Regions from separate parts of the Mus musculus genome. Here region 2 is linked to region 1. The links are chromatin contacts, found by POLR2A ChIA-PET in ENCODE. All regions are on one chromosome and are shown on one strand. Each heading gives the region's core, a stretch centred on a gene start or an enhancer-like site at or near the end of the contact. The rest is flanking DNA. Distances are from core to core; before and after follow the strand shown.

Region 1 (2,522 bases), core at 9-2,508:
TAAAGTACATATGTGATATATCACTGTTCTATGGGATAGGTTGTCATTTAAGAGAGAAATTGGTATACTGGCTTTTTTCAGAGGGAGGGAGGGCAGGAGGGCAGGAGGGATGGAGGGAGAGAGAGACAGAGAGAGATTGATCAAGACATTGATGGTTTTTAAAAATTATTTCTTTATGTGTCTGTGTGTTTTACTGGGAAATGAACTCAGGTCCTCTGCAAGAGCAACAAATGCTCTTAAGCAGTAAGCTTTCTCTCAGGCCTCCATTGATGCTTTTAAATGATAGGTCTGCTATGCACAATTCTATTTTTTGGTTCACGATAAGAGTAGAAAATTAACACATCCTTTATTTGCTGAGTTCATTTGACTTTTGGATCAATGGATTGCTTTTTTAGAATTTGGAGGATAGGATCCAAGTGTATCACACCATGAAAAACTAAGGAGAAGACAAGAGAATTTGCGAAATGAAAATTAGCTTCTGTTGTACATCTTGACAAATTATTTTCAGGCACGTAATTCTCTACTAGGTGCAAGTATATAATCCTTTATATATAAATTTAATAATGTACACTCCCCCCTTTTGTTCAAGTTCTGGTAGGTAATCATTTGGACTAATTGAGATAGTTCAAAATAAAGTAAAAGGAATCCCTTCTTTGTTTTTAAATACTTGGTATAAATTGAAACACATGCATGTACAATAGCTAATTTAAAGTGCCTTTGGTAGTGCATGTCCTGCTAAAAATCCTTCATGAAAACTCTTTCAAAATCAATGTGTATATGATTGCAGGTGATATGTATATCAATGTGTATATGATTGTAAATAAGCTGTAAACTAGCAAAGGCTCCCACCATGGCAGGACCTGTACTAGCTTGCTCAGTCAGGTCTCATGTTTGTTGAGGAAGTGAGGGGTACGATGCTAATCCTGGCAGCAGAGAAATCCTTTGCATATTTGACTGGCACTGGACCCGCCCCCTCCATTTGCGTCACTCAAGCCCCACCCCCGCAGAATTTAATTCCATACGGGGACTGTTTGGGTAGGCACCCAGCCCTTCTTCCTTGATTGGCTTTTATAGTCCTCCATATCCCTCCTTCAACAGCACTTTGCACATCACTGTGGCTACAGCAGAGCGCTGGGGCGCCTGAGGCGGAAGCGGAGGTGATGAATTGTGATCCCATTGTGGGCTAGGCGCAGCGTAGCGTTAGTCATAGCTGTTCCCCCTCAGCCCTCCCTCAACCGGAAGTAAGGCGGCGCGGCTAGCCGGTCAACATGGCTGCGGGCTCTGCGTCCTCCTTGGGCGGCGGTGCCTGGCCAGGCTCAGAGGCTGGGGACTTCTTGGCACGCTATCGGCAGGTGTCCAACAAGCTCAAGAAGCGCTTCTTGAGGAAGCCGAACGTGGCCGAGGCCGGGGAGCAGTTCGCCCAGCTAGCCCGGGAGCTGCGCGCCCAGGAGTGCCTGCCTTATGCTGCCTGGTGCCAGCTGGCTGTGGCGCGCTGCCAGCAGGCGCTCTTCCATGGGCCCGGGGAAGCGCTGGCCCTCACAGAGGCGGCCCGACTTTTCCTGCGGCAGGAGTGCGACGCGCGCCAACGCTTGGGCTGTCCCGCCGCCTACGGGGAGCCTCTGCAGGCGGCCGCCAGCGCCCTCGGCGCCGCTGTGCGCTTGCACCTCGAGCTCGGCCAGCCTGCCGCCGCTGCTGCACTGTGCCTGGAACTAGCTGCTGCCCTTCGCGCAGTGGGCCAGCCGGCCGCTGCTGCCGGTCACTTTCAGCGGGCTGCCCAGCTGCACCTGCCCCTGATGCCACTGGCCGCACTGCAAGCGCTTGGTGATGCTGCCTCCTGCCAGCTGTTGGCGCGCGACTACACAGGCGCCCTGGCGCTATTTACACGCATGCAACGCCTGGCACGGGAGCATGGGGGCCACCCGGTACAGCAACTCGAGCTGCTGCCGCAGCCGCCTTCTGGGCCCCAGCCACCCCTGTCGGGACCCCAGCCGAGACCTGTCTTGGGCTCGACCTTGCCCCTCCCGCAGCCCCCGGACCACGCCCCAGGCTCTGTTGCGCCTTCACCTGGCACACTCGGTGCCTTTGCTGACGTCCTAGTCAGGTGTGAGGTGTCCCGTGTACTGCTGCTGCTGCTCCTGCAACCACCACCTGCCAAGCTGCTGCCCGAGCATGCCCAGACCCTGGAGAAGTACTCCTGGGAGGCTTTCGATGGCCATGGCCAGGATACCAGCGGCCAGCTTCCTGAGGAGCTGTTTCTGTTATTGCAGTCTCTGGTCATGGCTGCCCAAGAAAAGGACACTGAAGGCATCAAGAAGCTGCAGGTGGAGATGTGGCCACTGCTAACCGCTGAGCAGAACCACCTCCTCCACCTCGTTCTGCAGGAAACCATCTCTCCCTCTGGACAGGGTGTCTGATAAGTCACCTTCTTACCAACTTGTTTTATCTTTGGGGACAGGTGATGAAACATGTGATCTAGCTTCTGTTTTTTTTGTCTGTTTTTGTCTTGTTTTTCTTTTCATTTC
Region 2 (2,522 bases), core at 14-2,513, 230 kb after region 1:
CTCAACACAATCAAAAGCCCAGGAGGCCTGGTGCAGAAAGGGCTTTCATTAAAGTCCATCTTGTACTGCCAGGGCCACCTCCCCACCATCTTGGTCATGGCTCAGTTAGCTTTCCTGGAGCTGGCTTGGTTATGGGACCCTCTAAAATGACACATTCCCATCTCCCCCAGAAGACACTTCATGGAAAGGAAAGAACAAAGAGCATTACCGTATACACATCCATTCCAGTATGTCCAACCGGTACTTTGAGGGCCTACACAGCAGCTCCATAATTGTCTTTGGTTCTGTAATATACAGGCCGTCGAGGAAGGGGCAGTTTACACCCTAAACAAGGAAAAGGCAAGTCAGAGGAAGCCGGTTACTGTGGGGTGGCTAAGCATTTCTATCAGTTTGTGCCCCTTCCTGGCCTTGTCAAAAGTTCAAGTCCCTCATCTTCACCCTACATTTGCTCCTGTGACTTGCTGCCCCACCACTTTTAAGTGTGTTCCCTCTGGGTTTCACGGCCATAAAACTAGGAACATGCCTGAGAATGGGTTAAGAAGACTACGATTAAATCTGAGGGGCAGTGGAGGGAGACTGAAAGTGATCACTGAGTCAGTAGCAAGGGGAGATGGGAGGGAGGTTAGCAAGGGGTTCAATGGGCCTGGGATAGCTCCCTAACTTTACACGGTCATGCTCCTCACTGCTGCATGTACCTTAAACCCACCTGGAGGTCACTGTCTCTGACCCAACAAAACGGCAAGGTGTTCAGCCCATCTGTCCCCTCAAACCCAACTCCACCCACTTCCAGCTCTTTGAGATTGGGGCCCGCGTTCTCCATTTTTCATGGGCTCCAAGTCCCCAGCCTCAATCTTGCAATGGTCTGTTGGAACAGCACGAGCAGAGGTCCGAGGACTCCAAAGACCTAAGACAGATGGTCCGCAAGTCGCCCCCCCCCCCAAAGCTTTGCCAGGGCCTGCCACTGTGGACCCCTGTGGTGCGGTCAATGTCCACAGGAAGCTCCAAATGGCACTGGGACGGGGCCCCACCTGGTCCCCTATCAAGGAGCGGTTCCCCTGGCTCACAGTACCTTCAGCTTCTCGAACACCTCTACAGCTGCCTTGACCACGCAGTCATCACCCACATCTTTGTAGTAGCTGTCATCAGACCCGGCACCGGCACCCTCCTCCGCCATGTTTCGCGCTCTGAACTACAACTGGTTCACGCCCCCCAAGCTTACAGGCCGCCGCCACACTGCTAAAAGCTCACCAGTTTCTTAGGTCTCTCCGCCCACCAACCCGCGCGGCAGGAGCGAAGCCAACCATCGGGACGGGCGTCACAAAGGCCCACCCTCTTTTCCAACAAGCCTTCCCATTGGGCTGCCGCTCTGTCACTGCCTGCGCGCACCTCAGGGAGCAGGGTGCAGAGAAGAGGGTTGGGCGAGGATAGGACAGAGGCGGGCTAAAGGCGGGGCTGGAGGGGAGAGGCAGAGAGGAGGAGGCGGGCCGAGTAGGACTTAACCAAAAGCTGAGTAGCTCCTTTTAGAGGCAGAAGTGAGGGACTCAAAGAGGTCGGGCTCATCCAGGAGGAGGCGCTCCTACCTTGTTCAGGTTCTCTTTGGCAGTAGATGGATCCTGACTGATGAAGGCAAGCTTTGATAGAAAAACTAAGACCATTTCTCGGCCCAAAGTTCTGTCTTGTCTCCTTTGCACACAAAGTCAGAGGGAAAGTTCTTAAATTCAAATCTGGCTCTGCCAATCACAGGCTGTGTGACTTTTGTTTTGGTTTGTGTGGTCTGTTTTGTTTGGAGAACTTTGAACCAGGATTTGGCTTTGTAGCCCAGACTGACTTCAAACTTGTGATCCTCCTGCCTCAGCCTTCAATGCACTGTGATAACAGGTAAGCATTACCACACCCAGAAAACTTTGGGCCAGTTACCTAACCTCTCTGTGCTTCCTTGCCCTCAAATAAATGTTGGATAATGAGAGCACCTACTTCATTGGTTTACAAATGAAGATGAAAAGAAGCAATCATTTCTATGAAATTCCTAAGGTGAAGTCTGACAGGTAAATGTTCATTGTTATCATTATGCTGACCAGGCCCCACATCTCCATCCTACCTTTGGCTTTCATGGATGCTCTTGTGTCTCATTCCCACTCAGTCCGCTTAAAAATCTCTCTGTAGCCGGTTGTGGCGGCACACGCCTGTAATCCCAGCACTTGGGAGGCAGAGGCAGGCGGATTTCTGAGTTTGAGACCAGCCTGGTCTACAGAGTGAGTTCCAGGACAGCCAGGGCTACACAGAGAAACCCAAGAAACCCTGTCTCAAAAAAAAAAAAAAAAAACTCTGTATCTCAGATTCAGTGAGAGGCCCTGTTTCAAAAAGTAAGATGTCTCAGCCATTAAGAAATCTTAATGGCTGGTGCTCTTGCAGAAGACCCAGGTTTAGTTCCCAGTACCCATGTGGCAGGTCACAACCAGCTATAACTCCTGTTCCAGAAGACCCAAAGCCCTCTTCTAAACTCCTTGAACACAGCATGCATA

What was found. ChIA-PET counts read pairs that join two places held with the same protein, here RNA polymerase II (POLR2A).
Region 2: POLR2A ChIA-PET joins it to region 1 with 11 read pairs in embryonic stem cell. The contact joins the promoter of Haus7 here to the promoter of F8a in region 1. POLR2A ChIA-PET finds 5 or more read pairs at or near these places in 2 of 5 experiments (Patski and embryonic stem cell).

The regions. Positions count from the first base shown.
Region 1 is chrX:73,227,048-73,229,569 of GRCm38, forward strand. It overlaps F8a (factor 8-associated gene A), which reads left to right and starts at 1,259. Exons shown (of 1, transcript NM_007978.3): 1 at 1,259-2,522. The coding sequence starts at 1,269. The coding sequence ends at 2,414.
Region 2 is chrX:73,457,766-73,460,287 of GRCm38, forward strand. Haus7 (HAUS augmin-like complex, subunit 7) reads right to left here and starts at 1,264. Exons shown (of 10, transcript NM_028633.3): 1 at 1,070-1,264; 2 at 209-324. The coding sequence starts at 1,174.